Regions from separate parts of the Homo sapiens genome. Here region 1 is linked to region 2. Evidence: chromatin loops called from intact Hi-C (ENCODE). Cell type or tissue: K562. All regions are shown on one strand. Each heading gives the region's core, and the rest is flanking DNA. Links, peaks and the distances in the headings are about the cores only. Region 1 overlaps ADCK1 (aarF domain containing kinase 1). Region 2 overlaps ADCK1 (aarF domain containing kinase 1).

Evidence for each region. Hi-C counts contacts between places; a loop is a spot of excess contacts. Peaks named below come from ENCODE experiments on the same cell type or tissue, not always from the same donor. Only the 100,000 strongest peaks of a DNase experiment are listed, where the experiment ranks them.
Region 1: it touches region 2 in a loop (4-fold over the local background); 2 of 110 quality-filtered maps call a loop at or near these places.

The regions. Positions count from the first base shown.
Region 1 is chr14:77,857,346-77,868,004 of GRCh38, reverse strand. ADCK1 (aarF domain containing kinase 1) reads right to left here. Exons shown (of 11, transcript NM_020421.4): 4 at 8,726-8,929. Among named protein-coding and RNA genes, the nearest start is that of ADCK1, 63 kb to the right of the region's middle. RefSeq lists an enhancer at 5,365-5,564. In K562, for the core only: a CTCF peak has its summit at 5,630 (motif pointing left); DNase peaks (open chromatin) are centred at 4,694, 5,654 and 7,904.
Region 2 is chr14:77,918,976-77,929,634 of GRCh38, reverse strand. ADCK1 (aarF domain containing kinase 1) reads right to left here. Exons shown (of 11, transcript NM_020421.4): 8 at 5,029-5,178; 9 at 3,674-3,871. Among named protein-coding and RNA genes, the nearest start is that of ADCK1, 120 kb to the right of the region's middle. In K562, for the core only: no CTCF peak of the experiment used is centred there; DNase peaks (open chromatin) are centred at 4,907 and 5,814.

The DNA.
Region 1 (10,659 bases), core at 3,384-8,383, 62 kb after region 2:
GCCAAATTTTGCTCTCGCAACAACTCGACACGTAACAAGCACAGCTGACAGTGAACTGGCATTTACCATTCACCAGGCAGTGCACTTTGGCTGGGCTATAGCATTCATTCCTCACCACAGCCCTATTCATGTGAAGGCTCTCTTATCATCCCTGTTTAAACATGAGGAAACCAAGGCTCAGCAAAATCACAAAACTTACCCAGGATGACATAGAACATGGTGACACCAGGATTCAAGGTGCAGGACACAGGCCGGGAGCAGGGCACAGACAGGGTACAGGCCTGCAGGAGGGCAGTGGTCACAGGGAGAAGGTCGGGCCAGATGGGGCATCAGCAGGAAGCACAAGCCAGGGCCACCTCGACCATTGCCTTGCCTCTCCCGCAGTGACTAACAGCAGGCCATCCGTCCGTGCTGACAGCAATGCTTCCTGCCATCCATCTCCCACTAGTTAAATTGCAATTTTATGGCCGAAATCTCTCTCATAATTGATAAAAATCTTCTTTTGATGTCAGCATTATTGGGGGGGAAATGGGTTTTTTTATTCTTCATTATGTTTTTAATACAAATGTATTTTTTATTGAGAGCTGCTGGGAAGGCAGGATGAGGCCCAGCTGGGAGGAGGCGATCCCACTCCCTGGCCCCTAGTCCTCCTGTACATGGCTTCATGGCCACCAGATCCTTCTGTTCCATTCCCAGAATATTCATTTGGTAGCCTTCTTGGGGACAGTCTGGGGAGACAAACCAGATGCCTGAACAAACAAAGGTGGTGCTCAGGACCAGGAGAAGCAAGTCTACAGACCGCCAAAGGTTTCCAGGTAGCTTTGGGCCCGTGATGCAGCCTGGGCTGCTAGAGGGTGAGCTGACCTCAGCTGGACCCTGCCAGCATGGGAGAATGGCACTCCAAGGGGCACAGCCAGGGCGCTCCAGGGGGCAGGAACCCCAGGGGCTGGTGTAGTACCTGGCACAGAGGAGGTGCTCAATAAATGCACATGAGTAAATAAGAGGAGGATGGGGAGAAGTTGGATCAGTGCTGGAAAGAAGCAAACAATATGAGAGCCTGGAGGCATCTCTCCCCTGCGGGGGCTGCAGGCACAGGTGGAGTCAGACCCCAGGGTAGGAGGGGCTCTCCTGCCCCGCTTCTGCTCTAACCACTTCCCTACTCCTAGTCCAGCCCAGGGCATGCTCAGCCCTGGATATAGCCCACACCCGGCCCCACCAGGACACTGTAAGGGAAGCTGAATCTGGCTGCCACCTTGCAAGTGAAGAGGGTTAGGTGAGTGGGTCCTAAATACAGCACAACCACCAACTCCATGACTACAGGCACCTGTGACTCCTTGTTGGCGATCTGGCCAGACTTCCACCTCCTCTCACCCCTCATCCATGGAATTAGCCCTGCCTGGAGACCAAGAGCACATACTTCAGAGTCCCTAATCCAGAGGAGAGCTGCCAAAGGGCCTTGGGAAACTGCAGCAATTAACCCTAACCAGCTGAGCTGCCCCCCAGGTAACCCCCCAAAGTGGGAGACAGAGCCCTAGAAACCCAGGCTGCCTGGGAGCCTGTGGGGATTTCTAAAAGTAGCGGGAAGAGGCTGACCAGATAGAGTGCTGGGTACTGATCAGGAAGAGGAAGAGAAAGGAGGATTATTCTAGCAAAACAGTACAGTCATGTGCCGCATAACAACATTTCGGTCAACAACGGACCACATATACAAAAGCGATCCATTATATTAATAATACCATATTTTTACTGAACCTTTTCTATGTTTAGACAGATAAATACGCACCATTGTGTTACAATTGCCTAGATTCAAGCCTCCCTCAGTCTCATATTCTGAAAAGAACAGGCTATACCATATACCCAAAGTATATTGTAGGCTGTCCCATCTAGGTTTGTGTAAGTACTCTATGATGTTCACACAGCAACAAAATCACCTAATGATGCATTTCTCAGAACATATCACCATCATTAAGCAACATATGACTGAATATGGGACAGAGAGCTGTACCAGTTATCAGAAAGCCCAGGTAAAGATGGAACTCTGCCATTTACGAGTCTCTCAGAACCCCAGTACCTGCTCATAAAAAGCACACAGCACAATACACAGAAAGAATTATTAACGTTTACTGCCCCTTGCCCTGCAGCAAGCTTGCACTAGATGCTCCACAATCATTAACTCAATCCATCCCCACAACAAGCCTAGGTGGCAGGTAGTGTTATGATTCCAATTTTAGAGATCGGGAAATGGAGGGACAGGACAGAGAGGTTAAGTAACATGCCCAAGGCCACAAAGCCAATATACCAACAGGCAGTTTGGCTCCTGTCTACCGCCAAGGCTCGCTATGAAGCTCCAGGCCGTGTGAAAGCAGACCGAGGGTACACATGTGAAATCCTGGCTGAGGGCCACATAGGGAATCATGATGGTTAATTTTACATGTCAACCTGGCTGGGCCACAGCACCCAGATACTGGGCCAAGCATTACTCTGGATGCTTCTGTGAGGGGTTTTGTTTTTGTTTTTGTTTTGATACGGGGTGTCACTCTGTCACCCAGGCTGGAGTGCAGTGGAGTGATCTTGCCTCACTGCAACCTCCACCTCCCGGGTTCAAGGGATTCTCCTGCCTCACCCTCCTGAGTAGCTGGGATTACAGGTGTGCACCACCACACTTGGCTAAATTTTGTATTTTTTTTAGTAGAGACGGAGGTTTCACCATGTTGCCCAGGCTGGTCTCGAACTCCTAACCTCAGGTGATCTGCCTGCCTCAGCCTCCCAAAGTGCTGGGATTACAGGCATAAGCCATCGCACTCAGCTGTGTGAGGGTATTTTTAGGTGACATTTACAGTTTGTTTGTTTGTTTTTTTAATTCAATTTTTTTAACTTTTTTTTTTAACAGAGATGGGGTCTCCCTATATTGCCCAGGTTTGTCTCGAACTCCTGTGCACAAGCAATCCTCCCATCTCAGCCTCCCAAAGTGCTGGGATTACAGGCATGAGCCACTGTGCCCAGCCAAGATTTACAGTTATATTAGTGGACTTTGAATAAAACAGATTACTCTCCATAGCATGAGTGGGCCTCATGCAATCAGATAAGGGTCTGAACAGAACATAGACTGACCTTCCCCAAGCAAGAAGGAATTCTGCCAGCAGGTAACCTTCAAACAGCCTTCAGACTTGAACTGCACCATCGGTTCTTCCTGGGTCTCCAGCCTGCTGGGCCACTCTGCAGATTTTGGACTTCCCAGCCTCTATAACCCACATCAGCCAATTCCTTAACATCAATCAGTCTCTCTCTCTCTCTCTAGCTCTAAATACACACACACAAGCAAACATGCATGCACAAACACACATACACACACACACACACACACACACATTCATATCCTATTGGTTCTGTTTCTCTAGAGAGCCCTGAGTTACACAGGAATGAAATCCAGCCCAGCTCTGGCCAACCTGCCATAGCCTGGAGGAAGAGATGCAAAAAGAGGGCACCTTTTACCCCCTCCCATCAAGTTCTCCATGGGACAACAGAGGTGCTGTGTGCCCCTCGCCCAGGCAGGCCTTCTCCTGCCTCATCTCTCCACTTCTGCCTTGTTCATGCTGGTCCTTGCGCCTACAGTGCCTGCTCTCTGCCTCTACCACCAACAAGTTGGATAAACAGTTTATATTCTTGGAGGAAAGGCTTCTTTATCTCTTTTCTGAACATTTGCTTAAACCTTGAGCAAACAAGACAAGCTGCCCTCCCACTGCACCCACAGGCTCTTACAAAACAACTGGATATGAATTATTCTACCCGTTGCACAACGGTACCCCTGCACCTTCTCTCTCCTTCATTCTCATTGAAACTCCAGTCAGATGGTGCATCAAGAACACAGAGCACCTGCAGCATACGCTTGTCCCTACGTACTATGGGGAGCTGTAAAATAAGTTCCCCTGGGAGGAAAGACCAGGGGGTGAAAAACTGATAAAAACAAATTTCAGAGTACAAAAGCCAAACCACACCACCCAGACACCAATATAAGCATTGCCCCTAACAGAGGTATTTCTGTGCTCCATGCCAGCAGCTGGCCTCATTTCCTTCAGTTTCTCATGGGATTTCAGAGGTGGACAGAACCTTATCTGATATAACTATATTCTAGGACAGAACTGGACCATTTCTTTTTTTTTTTCTTTTTGAGACAGAGTCTCACTCTCTTGACCAGGCTGGAGTCCAATAGCCTGATCTCAGCTCACTGCAACCTCCGCCTCCTGGGTTCAAGTGATTCTCCTGCCACAGCCTTCCAAGTAGCTTGGATGACAAGCGCCCACCACCACACCCAGCTAATTTTTCTATTTTTAGTAGAGACAGGGTTTCCCCATGTTGGCCAGGCTGGTCTCGAACTCTTGACCTCAAGTGATCCACCCACCTCAGCCTCCCAAAGTGCTGGGATTACAGGCATGAGCCACCACGCACGGCTTGGACCATTTCTTGAAATAGGCTGTAACAAGATCTGACTTGTCTGTATGTCATGGGGGCAGGTATAGATGTGTGTGTGTGTGTGTGCGTGTGTGTATGTGTGTGCATGACCAAAGATAACAGCATAGTGTGGCTGACAATTCAAAGATCATCCCTTAATTTCCACGATAACTCTATCCCCAAGCTTCCCACCCACTTCAAACCTCCCCATCTATATCTTCCTCCACTTTTCAAAGATGACCTCATCTCCCACATTACTAAATATTCAGCCTATTAGGCAAATTCCTTCAACCACCCGACCACATGCCCCACCCCACTCCGTATATCTCAGTCTCTTCGTCCTTCTTTTGATCAGGTCCCTCCCCAAGTCCTCCTCTCCCTCAGACTCACATTCTGAAAAGAACATTCTAGGCCCTTCATAATGTGACCTCAGCCCCAATCCTACAACCTCTGCTCCACTATTCACCGGCTGAACGCCACATTGTAATCAACAAGACCTCACTGTTCACCTCCATGCTTTATGCTTTCCTGTCCCTGCACCTCTGCTGAACCCAGCTTATTAATCAGTAATCACTTCCTCCAACATCCACCTCCTCCAATTCCATCCATCTCTAAGGGGCTGGGTCAGAGGCCACCTGCTTCAGAAAGCCTCCATCTGCCCAAGGCAACCTCTCTCTCCTCTGCAAGCTCGTTGGGCACTATGTGGCCATGTATTACCATGATGAGTGAACCTCCCATGACCCTGGACTGTGAGGACTGGAATGAGGTCGTACCCATCCCTGGCTACACCCAAATGTCCGGCACTGTCCTTTTTCACTAAATGCCAACCGCGTAGACCAGCAGGAGAGAGAAGGAATGAAGGAAAAGGTGCTGAAGCACAGAATCACTGGCCATCAGAGACTGCGGAGCATCAGAGAACTCCTAACTCCAATACCACGTCCTCCAACATGGAGTCAAGGGCTGAGGCACCCAGGGTGGTCAACAGCCTCGTGGCTGAGGCTATGCATGCCCATTCAGGGTGTAGAGATGTCAGCCTGCGTTCCTTCAACAGCACGAACCATGCCCAAGAGCAGAAAGACCCCCAGTCTCATCCACCTGGTCAGGGATCCCCCCACAAAGAGAAGGGCCAGGTCTTTACAACCATCCCTGACTTGCAAGCTCAGGCGCCATCTGCTGGCCAAGGTCAGCACTGCATCTGGACCCACAGCCCCAAGGGCAGTCAAGGGGACCAAGGCTGGGACCACCCCTGACCCAGTCCAGAACGAGGTCACTTTTGAGGAGGCAGAAACGACCCCACCTCCCAGAGGCTGGGCTCCTGATTGCTTCCTGGAACCTGTCTTTCAGGATATAAGCCTAACAACCAAATAAAGGAAAAAAAGTAAGTTTCTTTCTGGTAATACTAGCTGAGAAACTTCCAAGATACACACAGACACACACACAACTGCTTTTTTTCCTGCCAAACAGAAGCTGTTATGTAGGGGACGAATCACCAGCCTGGGAATTAGAGGACATGAGGTCTCATCCCATTGCTTGTCACCAGCCCTCCCTTAGCAATGTGGCCCCAGCGCACTCCCTGCCTGAGCCAATGCTATGCAAGGAGAGTGCCCCTTCGAGTGCCCTCACCTCTGCACTGATGGTGCCAGCTGATGTGCAGAAATTCTGGCTGATCCAGAAATGCATATGAACCGTGGGGTCCAGAAGTACTGCACCCTCAATCTTACCCCCACACCTATGCTGGGAATGCCCCACAGGGCCGGGCCCCACCTGCCTGCAACAGGGATGGGTCTGAGGACATAGTGACCTCTAACACTGCTGTTGACCATCCAAGCACCTCCCTCACCACACCACCGCTCTCTACAGTCTGAGCTTTAGGAGCACTTATGGAATCTCTGAGCTCAAGGTAACCTCAAAGCCTATCCGAGGACTGGGACCTAGGAAGGTGGTGAGGCATAACTGACAGCCTCTTTTAAGCCAGGGATGAAATGGAGCTTTCTGCAGAAGGTCTTAGGGCTGGCATGGAGCTGAGGATGAGTGGGGCCCACTCAAGCATCCTGGAGGCGAGACTGCTCCCCGAGAAGTGTCATGGGAGGGGCTGGAGGAGGCTGGAAATGCCAAGTGAGTGACATTACCCCGCCCTCACACCCCCACACGCACCCACCCTTCTTCCCACATGGCCCCGCTCCCCTCCCTCCACCCACACACTGGGAAAGTGTGTCACCAGGGAACAAATGCCATCTTCCAAGGGGGAGGAGGAGGAAGAGGGCAGGGAAGACAGAGTGTGTGCCTGTGGGGCCCTGGTAAGAACCCAGAGGGCTCTGAAGAAGCTCCCCAGCTGCGAGGGACACCCCTCAGAACCATGACATGGACAGTAGCCCATTTCCTCAGGGGTCTAAAGAAGCATTGTGGGGGCAGGAGCCACATGGCCACTGTGCTCAGGGCTAATCGGCAGGGGGTGGAGGGGACTGGAGAAGGGGCCCTGAAGATCAGGCGACGTCTTCCAACCCCAAACATTCTTTAGCCAGCTGGGTGGGCCACCATGACTGCTGACACTCCAAACTTCCCTCACTCCACCCTGGCTTGGGGACAGCCACTAACCTGCCCTTGTCCCACCTCCCTCCCCAGCTCTCCAGACAAGTCAGCCTCCAAGGGTTAACCTGCTGCCTCCTGCTCCTTGTTTCCACCCCCAGAGAGCTGCCACACGCCAGCAATGATGCACTTCACACTGTTATTACCGTGATTTATTTAGTTTTAATTTGGGGGTGAATCTCGTGCTGTTAGAAGCTGGGGGCCAAGAGTCTTGGCAAGAGGCAAAGCCATGAGTGGGCCAGCACTATGCCAATTCAGTCCCCTCTGCCTGGGGTCCCTCTCTCCTGACCCTGCTCCTCCCAGCTTGCAGCCTGCTCCCTGACTCCAGCCACAGTTCGGGTTTACCTTTCACTCAATGTCTCTCCCTTTGGAGGACATGTTCCTCAGTGGCAGAGGAGTCAGAGATGTTTCTATGTTCACCTGCTGTATGATCCAACCCCCGCTCCAGGCCAGGATATCACTGAGAAGTGGGACACCTTTGAATGGATGCTGCGTACCTGGGGCCAGCTCCACATTAAGGGACCAATAGTCAGTGCCAGCTCCCTGTAAAAAGGGAACCACTGGTCTTTATCAAACCTCTGCCCTACTCTCCTGGCCCTGCGCCAAGTAGCCTAACAACACTATTTCTAGTTCATCCATTGGCTCTTTAAGCAGACCCAGGGCACCTGCTAGGTACTGTTCCAGAGCTGTAAATACAGAGTAAAAGGACTGTCATGGTCTTCATCCTCAAAGACTATGACTTGCAGGGAAATCCTTAGACACAACTAATCAAGCCACAAGTTGCACAAGTGCAGGGAGCAAAGTTCTGCAGAGCCCAAAGGAGGGATAAGATCGGTCAAGGGAGGGTCACAGAAGACTTCCTAGAAGAGCTGGGGTTTGGACGGGAAACCCAGCACCTAGCACCCTGCCTGGGATTTGCTAGCTGGGTGGACAGATAGGCAGATGGCCTGAAGTCACTTGACAAGTAGAGAATGAAGCAAAGACATCAGGCAGATGGTAGACCACGGCACAAGCACTGAGGACTAAGACAACACAGTGAGTTTGAGACAGGTAGCACAATGGGACCAGAGCGTAGGGAAACAACAACCACAATAGTATAGAACACCATTACTATACAAATAATAGCTAATATTTGTTGAGCACTTGCTCTACATCAGGTACTATACTAAGCACCTTCTATTCATTATCCCGTGTAATCTGCACAGCAACCTTATGTGGTGGGCTATAGATAAGGAAAGTGAGGTGCCAAGATCAATCATTTGTGCAAGGTCCAAGCTCTTGGCTCTAGAGTCTAAACCACAGTGTCACTCTGCCCCACCAACTTACAGACAGGTAGGTTGAAACCAGATGGGATGGGGCTTCAAAGCCCTACTGAGGATAAAGCTTCAATAAGGCCTTAAACCTTCAGTAAGTGACATTTATTATTAGGTTGAACCATATGAATGATATATAGGTTTCAGGTCAATAACAGTCTCATATGAACTATTTCATATGGTTGAACTGGTATGTTTCACTGAGGGCCACTGAGATTCCTTCTAACCTCTTTGATTTCAGCACTGAGAGTGGCTGTGACATTTGGTTTTGTGTCACTGGTGGATCCCCAGCACCCTGGTCGAGGCTGCAAGAATTCAGCCGGGGCCTTTTCTGAAGCATCCCAACCAAGGCCCATCCCCCCTGCAAAGGTGGGTACCTCCTTGCCCAGATCTTCTCGGATGACCTGGCGGATCTCTTGCATGCTGCTCTGTGGAGCCTGGCTGTGCAGTACCTTCAGCGTGCTGGTGTACTCCTCTGGCAACAGGTAGTCCAGAGCCCCCAGGTGCTGGCCCACCTTGATGAAGGTGCCCCGGTTGGCACAGCAGAGCTCACAGAGACGCCTGGCAGAGCGAAGGTGCACCTGCAGGAAGACAGGCCAGGACCAGAGAGGTGTGAGTGCAGACTGTTCCCTACACCTTGTTCCCTTCACCTTCCTGCTCTGCTTGAAAACCCTCATTACCCCACAATGCCCAGGGCAGATGCATGCACACACACGCACACACACACACCTTTTCCCTTGGTGTCCAGCTTCCTGGTACACGGGGCAGTCAACTCCAACCTCATACAGAGGCCGCCCTTCAAACACGGCCCAGTGCTTCCTATCTCCTCCTCTTCATCAAAACTTACCTAGTCTGGGTCCCACTCCCTAGAAATAAGCATTCAAGGCTTTTAACCAAGTCTAACCTACTAATGACTCATTCAAGGGACACAGAGTTAAAGTATTTGCCACCCACCCCTCAGACATACCAATTATGCTTTGTTTGTTTGGATTGCTACGTTTTATAAAACATGGTCATATGTATGGTATCTTTTAATCTTCACAGCACCTCAGGGAAGCAAGTTTTGGTATCTTTAAAGAAGATAAACTCCGTCGTTTTGTTGCTAAGGAAATCACTAGGCCAGGCGCGGTGGCTCACGCTTGTAATCCCAACACTTTGGGAGGCCAAGGCAGGTGGATCATGAGGTCAGGAGTTCAAGACCAGCCTGGCCAAGATGGTGAAACCCCATATCTACTAAAAATACAAAAAAAAAATTATCCAGGCATGGTGGCGGGCACCTGTAATCCCAGCTACTTGGGAGGCTAAGGCAGAGAATTGCTTGAACCCAGGAGGCGGAGGTTGCAGTGAGCCGAGATCATACCACTGCACTCTAGCCTGGGCAACAGAGCGAGACTCTGTCTCAAAAAAGAAAGAAAGAAATCACTAATAAATATCAAAGGAAGGTCTAGAAAACACTCCAAAATCTAGGGCTCTTTAGTGCAGCAAACTTTAGCAGGGGTCTCCTATTAACTGGAGGAGTCACTGTAGTGGGGGGTATGAGGCACATGGAGAAGGCATCTGGGCAGGTTGCCTAGGACAGAGTAGCCTTAATTAACATCCGGATGCTCACCGGTCCTTCCAGAGTTGGGAGGTGGCCCCATCTGCCGCCAGGCTGCATATCCACAGTCATCCCCCCTGCCCAGTTGAGGGCCTTGGTACTATGAAGGTCCTACCTTCTAGGAGCTAAAGCCTCTGAGGCAGGATGGGGCCATGGGCACATGCAGAAGACAAGGGACCCCAGTACCCTGTGGGGACCTGGTACCTGCCTCCTCCCATCTCAGTCAACCAAGAGAGTGAACCACGAGGATGGACTTATACTCTTCAGTGCCACGTAGGACGCTGATGTAATAACACATATTGGGGGCCATAAAATCATGCGAGGAGTTAAATAACAGTTGACAACAAAGGTGGAAAAAGCATTCAAAGATCCTGTATAATTAGTTGCCAAGTGAACCACACAGGAAATTTAGAAATTAAGAAGTTTTTTTGTTTTCGTTTTTGTTTTAGCTCCCACATGTAAGAGAGAACATGTGATATTGGAAGTAGAGAGTGGAAAAACAGATAACAAACCAGCCAGTATGGGTGTTGGGCAGGCAGAGGATGAAGAGAAGTGGATTAAAGGGTACAAACATAAAGTAAACTTGAAAGGATAAATTCAATGTTTGATAGCAGAGGAGAATGACTATATTTAGAAAACTGTATTGTACTCAGGTGATAGCTACCCTAAATACCCTGACTTAATCACCACACATTATAAATGTGTAACAATTTC
Region 2 (10,659 bases), core at 2,894-7,893:
GGGAGGTGCAGCCCCTCCCTGGCCCCAGCAGGGAATCTGGATTGAGTTCAGCCAGGGCTAGCTCTGAGCTCTCAGCCCCTTGCCACATGACTGGTTTAGGCATGGACACGTGACCTGCGTCAGCCAATGAGGCAAGAGGAAGCTGTTGGAGGGAGGCCGGCACTTCTAAAAAAGGTTTTCTTGCTCTTAAATGATATAAGGAGACATAGCGCCTTATTCCTGCCTCTAGCCACACTGAATGAAGATGTAAAGCTTGGAACCACACAGTCATCTTGAAATTGTGGTGGAAAGCCCAGAGAATCACAAGTTAGCCCAGGGACCTGAATTTGTTGATCCACTGAGCTAACCCACCCATCTCCAGGCTTCTTGTAGGAGAGAGAACAAATTCCTTATGTTTAAGCCACGGTTAGTTGGGGAAAACATTCTCCTTCATACAATGTTGGAGGTTCCCCTAATCCTCAATGAGAGCAGGGCTCAGAAAGACTGAGCCTGTGGATCCCTGAGACCAGGCTGACCTGGAGTAGCTAACTTTATGATCTATCTGGGTTGTCTAAAGTGAGCAAATGGAGGAAGTGTCTCCAGAACATTCACAAATGCCCCTCTACCAGACCCAGTCCCAGGATGGCAGGGACCTTATAAAAAGATATACAAGACGGGGTCTTTGCCTTCCAAGTACTCACCACATAGTTGGAGAGTTAAGGCGTGCAGACAAATAACTACAAGGGGCATGGTGTACTTGCCTTGTTAGTAATACAAGTATTAAGGGGTGACTTTTGGCAAAGGTGATAAGAACAGGCTTTCTGGAAGAGACAAGACTTTTTCAAAGGACTGGCATTTAAACTGAGTCTTTATCAATAAATAAGAATGCAAAAACAGGCTGGGCACGGTGGCTCATGACTGTAATCCCAGCACTTTGGGAGGCCGAGATGGGTGTATCACAAGGTCAGGAGATCGAGACCATCTTGGCCAACATGGCGAAACCCCATCTCTACTAAATATACAAAAATTAGCCAGGTGTGGTGGCACATGCCTGTAATCCCAGCTACTCAGAAGGCTGAGGCAGGAGAATGGCTTGAACCTGGGAGGCAGAGGTTGCAGTGAGCCAAGATTGTGCCACTGCACTCCAGCCTGGACAAGAGAGAGAGACTCTGTCTCAAAAAAAAAAAAAATGCAAAAACAAAATTCTATCTTAGTTAATAAAAACAAATATACTGAGAACCTAGTACATGCCACGTGACCTCATCCAGGCCTGAGGTTTTAAATATCACCTTACCCTGAAGACTCTTAAATTTGTATTTTAAGTCTAGACCTCTTCTGTGAACTCCAGTCTTAGCTGCCCATGACATCTCTACCTTCACAAGAGAACCGTTGACTACCCCACCCCAAATATGTCCTTCCCAGTCTTCCCTACGACAGGAAGTAGCACCATCCCCCACCATAAAACTCATCCCAAAAAGCTATGATGCAGCCTTGGCCCTGCCCTTTCCCTTCTCTCCACATCCAATCCTACAGAAACTCAATCTTACTTCCAAAACACACCTTGGCTCCACTGCCTCTCTCCATCTCTGTTGCCACCAGTGCAGCCTGAGCCCCTGTCATCTCTCAACCTGGAGTCCCGGCCTAGGCTCCTAAATGATCGCCACCACTCATCTCACCCCACTCGAGAGAGATACTTAAAAAGAGCAAGCCTGGGCATCTCCCTCTCCTGCTCAGAGCCTACGAAGGGCTTTGTTTTGTGCTGAGAATTAGTTGGAACATCTTCCCGTGGCTTTTAAGACCCTGCGTGATGATCTTCCTGCCCACGGCTCCTCCGTCTTCTCATCCCACCGTCCTCCTCACCACGCTCTGGGCCATACCAAACGCTTTCTTTCCCCTTGGCTTGAGTGTGCCTGGAATGTGTCCTTCAAGTTCTTCCTGGAACTGGTGCCTTTCTTGTCCTTTGGGCCTCAGCTGAAATGTCACCTCCTCAAGCCAGGTCTTCTCTGAGTGCTGCTCCGCCCCCTTACTCACAGCACCCTACTTGTTTCGTCCAGGGCACTGACAACCTGCAGTTATTCCATTCACCTGTTTGTTCACTTGTTTACTGTCTGTCTCCCTCAACCAAAGTGTAAATTACACAGAAGGCCTGTCTGCCTGTTCATCATGGGATCCTCAGCTCATACCCACAGCCCAACAAAAACAAATGTTTGTCAAAAGAACGAACTTCAGGAACTATGGGTAAGCACTTTACATGCACTGTCAATAAAGTGGAAATTATCCTTATCATCCCTATCCCTATTTTACAAAAGAGGAAAATTGTCTGTCTTCCTTTGAGATGACGGGCTTCAAGGCTGTAGAAGCCGAGAGTTGGTCGTCATCTTTGCCACCAAGCTTGCTGGAGAAGGATGTCAACTTGGAGGAAAGCGGAGCCGAGAGATGGGGACGGATGGTCTCTTTGATGACATCATTTGAGAATCTGGATCTAGCCATTCCCAAAGCTGCCTATCACAAAGCAGCTTACAGGGTAAGCAGCTTACCCTGAGGCTCAAAGAGGTGATGAGGACCACCCAAGGTCACACTGTAAGGAAGACGAGGCGCTGGAGCCCAGGGCTTTCTGACTGCACAGGCAGAACCCTGTCCCTGATGGTGAGCAGGGGCCTCAGCTGGAGCCCAAGGCCATCCCCCACGTGGATTCAGGCAAGTCTAAGTGGGTCTGGCAAATTAATAGGCTGTGAAGACAGCAGCCAATTCTGGAGGCTGGAAAAGCCCCCTGGAAGGGAGCCCACCCTGAGCCAGGAGGAATGAGCTCGCCCCCATAAGCTTCTGTCGTGCAAGCAGAGGTGGGTCTGAGTACTGGGTGGAGGTGCTCCCGATGTGTCTCCCAGCCCAGACTCCATGAGACTCTTGTCTAGGTGAAATAGAGAAATGAGCTACAAATAATGACCACAAAAAAGCTGCTTTAGCCTGGCCAACATGGCAAAACCCCACCTCTACTAAAAACACAAAAATTAGCCAGGCATGGTGATGTGCACCTGTAGTCCCAGCTACTCAGGAGGCTGAGACAGGAGAATCGCTTGAACCCCGGAGGCAGAGGTTGCAGTGAGCCGATATCATGCCACTACACTCCAGCCTGGGCGACAGAGCGAGACTCCGTCTCATTAAACAAACAAACAAACAAAAAAGTCTGCAGACAATGAGATGAGCACCCCTGCTTGAGTGCCACCTGAGAAGTGAAGGGCTCTCTCAGCTTGTTGCCTTAGAGGAGCCATGTGATGGGAGACAGTGCCAGGCAGGACACAGCAGAAGTACTGCCAGATTTATTTAAGAGATAGTCCCTAAGGATTCCCAGAGGTCTTGTGGGAGAACTTGGGGAAGGCCTGGAATCTAGTGTGAGCAGGTCAGAGCTAAAGCTACAGAAGTCTGAGTTATTATGGTTAATGTGCACCTGTTTCCTCCAGACTGATAAGACTTGGAGGGGAGCTCGGGAGGTATCACCCCCTTTCCCTCCTTCCATCCAGGGCATTATTTCTCCTTGTCTTTCTCTTCTTGTCCAATATAGCTCCAATTCTTCCCCTCCCCCAACACACAGCCCACCAGTCTAGACTCTTAGACCTTACTTGGAAGGGGTCCACAGGCCACCTCTAGCCCTGCCTTCTGCATTTAGGAAGAGGCAGGGCCTGGAGGGGCCCCCTACCTCAGTGGCAGTGACGGGAGCTTGGCTGATGCCTCTGTTGACCGAGTCCCACGATCGCGCCGTCAGCATGCAGGCAAACAAGGGGTAGAGATCCCCGGCTCCCAGTCGCTGGCTGTACTCCTTCACTCTCTTCATGTCAGTCCAGATCAGAGACTGCCAGAGGTGGCAGTAATTCAGGCGGAATTCTTCCGTGAGCATCTAGGGTGGAGGCGGCAGCGGTGGGACCTAAGCCTCGTCTCCCCACCAAAGGCCCAAGTCCCTGGCTGATGCCAACCATTGCAAAAGACGACGGTGAGGACTGTGCCTTCCCACGACATCTGTTTCTCCCCCAGAGCTCTGCCATCCCTGAAGCTTCAAGTTCAAAGCGACTCTTTGGCAAGCCTCGACCCTGAGTGGTAGTGACTATTAACTGCCCAACCAAGTCTACATTCTCCTCCTCTTCCCAGGTACAGCCTCCTTTCTCAGCCTCCCTCAAAGTTAGATGTGGTCCTCAGCATGAGCCCAACTGACGGAATGTGGCAGAAGCTCCACTTCCAGGCCTGGCCCACAGAAACTTTCCCCTGCAGGCTCCTCCAAGCCCTCACCCTGCCGCCAGCTGCCAGCACCATCACCTCTGGTGAGGCTTGGGAGGCAGAGCCTGGCAGTCTCCTCCACCCATCCAGGACTGGCATGTGAGCAAGCAATTAAGCTCCTGCTGTATCTGGGCCATCATTTTGGGGCCACATGTGAAAACAGCTAGCCTACCCTAAACTAATGCATTCTACTTCGTTAAGCCTTTCAGAAGAGGCCAAGATTCTGGGATGTGGGATCAGGTCACTGAGAGAAGGAGCAGAATCCCCTGGGGCCCAGATTGGCAGTGAACTTCCCATCTTCCAAGTAGGAGCTCCTGGCTCCTTTGAACCAGATCTGCATCCTGAGGACACAGTCTGAGGCCCTCCAGCCCCCACTGGCTGCCTGCCCCCTTTCCCACTAGGTAGTATATCCTCAGTAGGCCTAAACATGTAGTTACTCCTTCCCCGTAAAGTCCCAGCTCATGCAGAGGACAGCTCACTTCTGAGGATCCTTGCTGGCCTGGGGCTCCATGGGAAAGTATAATCTAACATACAAGCCTATTTCCATCTACTCTTCACAATAGCCTGTAAAGGGGGTACCGTCACCCTCACCTTCATGAGGAGGCAGCTGAAGCTCTGAGAGCTCTGTGACAGTGACTTGCACAAAATGACAGCTCCAAGGGAGAGGGAAGGGTCCTTTCCAGCTACCCTCGCTATCTCCCTCCCGGTTCTGCAGCTAATTAGAGTGGTCAGCAGACTCTAACCCCAGAGGCCCCAGGGCTGGGTAACAAAGGCCTCTTCTACCTGGTAAAGCCCATGGTCCAACAGGACAATCTCCGCCTTTCCCGTGCCGGGGTGCTTCCGCACCAGTACATTGCCGGGGTGGGGATCGCAGTGCACGAAGCCATTGACGAAGATCATCTCACTATACATCTTGCCCAGGTGGCGTGAGATCTGAAAGAGAAGAGGGGCAGGTGGGAGCTCCTCTCCACTCACATCTATCCGAGGGACCTCTGTCTGGTCTCTCAATGTGGTCACTTTTAAGGGGAGGCCAGAGAAAATCGGTGGGCCGGAGCGGTTGTGGTGGGAGTGATTGTTTGAGATGACATACTCTTTGAGTTTAAGATTTCTTAACTTTAGCTGCACCTTAGAATCATGAAACCATGTGGGCGGTACAAGGCACCAGTATTTTTTAAAGTTCGAGGTGACGTGAACATGGGATTAGGTAGGAGAACTGCACTCTCCACCTCCCACACCCGCCCCCCGACTTGTCCCCCATTTCTCTCCTCCATACCCTTTTATCAGTCCTTCTCCATTTCCCCCCAAAGCTGAGAATGGGCTGAACAGCTGGGCTGAGGGAGTCATTCCACTCACCCCTTCTCCAAAGAACAGGGTGAGGGGGCTGAGGATCAGGAGCAGGTGACCCCACCGCCTCCTCTGGGGCTGCCCCACCTGCTCCAGGCCTGTGCTAGGTGGACCCAGAGTCACAGGCCCGCCTCCCCTCTCCCTGCTCCCCTCCCCTCTCCCTGCTCCCCTCCCTGCCAGAGCCCAATGCTAATCTGATTTATGATGTCTGCACAGAAGAAATGACACTAGAGAAGCCGTTTAAATCATCCTGTCACTGCTGCTCTCCCTGACGAGGCAGTCTTCTTATCTCTAGTCCCTTTTTTATTAAAGCTAAAAGCCTCTTCCCCGCTAAGGAACAGCTGCTGAATAAAGCCAGACCTGGGCCCATAGAGGGTCTGTTGACAGGTTTCCAGGGAACAAAGAGATGCTCGACCCAGAAAGCTGACACGCCAGGACACAAGCTGCCCTAGGCAACCCTCTCGGCCTCGGCTAGACCCCATGGTCATTAACAAACCTAACCTGGTCAGAGGGGAGAGGAGCTGGGGCCCACGGGTGGGGAACACAGGATTGGGATCTTAAAAATTCTCCTCTTTCCCCCAGCCTACAAAGTCCTACCTGACCAGGCCCTGCCTCCTGCCTGGTCTCATCTCACACCACACTGACATTCCAGCCATATTCACTCTTTCTCTTCCCCAGCAATCCGTGTGCTTTCTGGCCTCAGGGCCTTTGCACATGCTATTCCTGCTGCCAGGAGCATTCTTGCCATCTCCCCTTCACCTGGCTTACCCTCTCTCTTCCTTCCCATCCCAGATCAGCATCACCTCTCTGAAGAAGCCCTCCCTGGCCTCCCAGGCAAAATGAGGTTCCCTTGCCATACGTTCTCAAAGGCCTTTTCTTTCAGGGCACTAGCTCACTATTTGTGTGATTATTTGATTAATGACCATCTATCCCACTATCATAAACTCCCAAGATAGGAGGGACTCGCTCTGCTTTATTAAACAGCTTTGTTGAGGTATAATTTATGGACCACAGACTGGCTCTATTATGTATCCACTTGCTTGTAACAGTGGCAAACACGTGACTACGACTCTGCGTTCAACGTGAGACCCTCATCTCTCTGTTTTCCTAAGATGCTGTGGTTCCTGCCTCGATGTTTATTCTAACCCCATTCATCTCCTCTGAATCCCAATCAATTATAATTTGCCCCAAATTAAATCATCAAGAATGACCCTAATTTAGTAACAACCAGCTGACATCCTTATTAGCCTCCCAAAGGTAGGGACAATTATGATCCTCATTTGCAGATGTGAAACTGATTCATCAAGGTTTAACTAACTCATGGCTAGAAAAGGGTCGAGCCAAGATTCACACCAGCTGACCCCGCAGCCTTCTAGTAACTGCTATTCTACGCTGGCTTGCACCCACTTCTGCACTTTTCAATTGAGCGCTGTGACCTTAAACAAGTTCCTTATGCCATCAGCTTCAGTAAAATGGAAATAATAATAGTCCCACTCTCAGGGGTCACTGGGAAGGTAAACGAGAATGCCACGGTGCTGTGCCCTGGTGACTCTCATAAGCGCCCCCGATTCCTCATAACACCCCTGGAAGGTGAGCAGACTAGCTTTCATTGTATGTTTATAAGAGGTGAAGAGATGTAAGACACTATGCCCGCTACCACGCCAGCCCTCCAGCTCCTGCCATTTTCCTGGGGTGAAACAGACATCCCTGCACTCAGTGTCTGTTGGCCTTAGGAGCAGGACTTTGCCCCAGGTCAAGTTCTCAGACTCAGGCTGAGATGCCAGATGCCCCAGGGCCACCACTGTCTGCTTCCCTGGAGAGGGGGCCCCCAGCCAGGGCTGGTCCTGGGTGGGCCAGCAAGTCAGTCCCCATCTCGATGCCACCAATAACCTCTTCTGTGAGGCTCTTTGGAGCTTCATGGAGCCATGCTTTGAAAGGCTGTATCTGCCAAACCAATTGCATTTATTAAGTAATCATTCATTTTTATTTGTCAAGGACACATATAAGGTCCAATCAGGGCTCCTGATCAGCCCAAGATAAGCAGTGCAGCCAGACTGAGCTGACAGAATTCCAGCCAAAAAATGAGAGAAATGACATTTCATTTAGTCTGGGCAGGCCTGTCATGGGGAGATGTATGATCTCCCTTAAGCTTTCTGAAATATTGCTAATCGCTCTGGGCCCCCTATTACTACATTGAAAGATGGCCCCTAAGGGTCTGGGGGCTCAGGATTGGGAGCCCTTGCCTCTGAGGAGTGAGCTGCTGCTGGTGGGGTTGGGAAGGGTGGGGGCTGCCAATTGCTGCTCATATCCACATGAGAAGAGCCACCAGAGTGGCCCGCTCCATCTCAACACCCCCAATCCACCTGCCTCCAACTCTATCTTTCCATTTGGGACTGTTCCTAATGTTTGTTTTAACCAGATTTCACCAGCATAGACAGAGACAGGAGGGGGAGTCCCTGCCAATGGCATGGTTCTGTCACTCTGGGCATGGGAGATCTGGGGATAAGGCACCTCTCTTCTCAGTCTGGGTCCAAGTTCCCTTAGCGGCTACGTGGGACTAACCCCACCTGCTCTACTTGCTCACAGAGCAACCTTGAGATTCAATGTCAAAATAGGATCACATATGAGAAAGCACTTTACACACTATAAGACGCACACCACAGTTTGTTTTTCATGCAGTAGCTTAACTTTTTTTTCTTTTTTTTTTTTTTTTTTTTTTGAGACAGAGTCTCACTCTGTCGCCCAGGCTGGAATGCAGTGGCCCGATCTCGGCTCACTGCAAGCTCCGCCTCCCAGGTTCATGCCATTCTCCTGCCTCAGCCTCCCGAGTAGCTGGGACTACAGGTGCCTGCCACCACGCCTGGCTAATTTTTTGTATTTTTAGTAGAGACAGGGTTTCACCGTGTTAGCCAGGATGGTCTCGATCTCCCTGACCTCTTGATCTGCCCTCCTCGGCCTCCCAAAGTGCTGGGATTACAGGCGTGAGCCACCGCGCCTGGCCTATCATTTTTAACTTAGAAAAAATACATACCCACTATCACCCTCAAAGCCTAATTTTCAAAGTTTAAAGCACGGCTCATATAAATATAGAATGTGTGCCAGGCACAGTGGCCCACACCTATAATCCCAGCACTTTGGGAGGCTCAGGAGGGATAATTGCTTGAGGACAGGCGTTTCAGACCAGCCTGGGCAACATACCAAGACCCCATCTCTACAGAAAATTAAAAATTCAGCCAGGTGTGGTGGAGCATGCATATGGTTCTATCTACTTTGGGTGGCTAAGGCAGAAGGATCACTTGAGCCCAGGAGTTTCAGGCTGCAGTGAGCTATGATGGCACCACTGTACTCCAGCCTGGGTGATACAGCGAGACCTTCTCTCTAAATACATAAATTAAAAGTAAAACTAAATAAATACAGAATGAACATGTGTCAAAGTTTTTTTAACTCGTTAATAAGGGGGCAAGTCCACATAGCCAAAGTAAGACTAAGCAAAAAGAATAAATCTGGAGGCATCACATTACCCAACTTCTAACTATACTACAGAGCTATAGTTACCAAAACAGCATGGTACTGGTATAAAAATAAGCACGTAGACCGATGGAACAGAATAGAGAACCAAGAAATAAAGCCAAATTCTTACAGCCAACTGATCTTCAACAAAGCAAACAAAAACAAAGTGGAAAACGACACCCTCTTCAACAAATGGTGCTGGGATAATTGGCTAGCCACATGTAGAAGAATGAAACTGGATCCTCACCTCTCACTTTATAAAAAATCAACTGAAAATGGATCAAAGACTTAAATCTAAGACCTGAAACCATAAAAAATCTAGAAGATAACATCAGAAAAACTCTTCTAGACATTGGCTTAAGCAAAGATTTCATTACCAAGAACCCAAAAGCAAATGCAACAAAAACAAAGATAAGTAGACAGGACTTAATTAAACTAAAAAGCTTCTGCACAGCAAAAGAAATAATCAGCAGGGTAAACAGACAATCCACAGAGTGGAAGGAATCCATAGAGTAGGAGAAAATATTCACAGCTATGCATCGAACAAAAGACTAATATCCAGAATCTACAAGGAACTCAAACAAATCAGCAAGAAAAGAACAAACAATCCCATCAAAAAGTGGGCTAAGGACATGAATAGACAATTCTCAAAAGAAGATATACAAATGGCCAACAAACATATGAAAAAATGCTCAACGTCACTAATGATCAGGGAAATGCAAATCAAAACCACAATGCAATACCACCTTACTCCTGAAAGAATGGCCATAATCAAAAAATCAAAAATAATAGATATTGGCATGGATGTGGTGAAAAGGGAACACTTTTACACTGCTGGTGGGAATGTAAACTAGTACAACAACTATGGGAAACAGTGTGGAGATTCCTTAAAGAACTAAAGGTAGAACTACCATTTGATCCAGCAATCCACTACTGGGTGTCTATCCAGAGGAAAAGAAGTCATTATATGAAAAAGACACACATGCATGTTTATAGCAACACAATTCACAATTGCAAAAATATGGAACCAGCCTAAATGCCCATCAACCAACAGGTAGATAAAGAAAATGTGGTATACATAGACCATGGAGTACCACTCAGCCATAAAAAGGAATGAAATAATGACATTTGCAGCAACGTAGATGGAATTGGAGACCATTATTCTAAGTGAAGTAACTCAGGACTGGAAAAACAAGTATCGTATGTTTCCACTTATAAGTGGTAGCTAATCTATGAGGACACAAAGGCAAAGGCATAAGAATGATACAATGAACTATGGGGACTTGGGGAGAAGGGTGAGGGATAAAAGACTACACATTGGGGCCTGGCGTGGTGGCTCACGCCTGTAATCCCAGCACTTTGGGAGGCAGAGGAGAATTGCTTGAACCGAGGAGATGGAGGTTGCAGTGAGCCAAGATCACACCATTGCACTCCAGCCTGGGCAACAAGAGTGAAACTCCATCTCAAAAATAAATAAATAAATAAGGGGGCAAGTAAGATGGTAGAGCTGGTTCAAAGAGAATTTTGAGGAAGCAGGTGTTTATGGGCGTTTAAACAGGA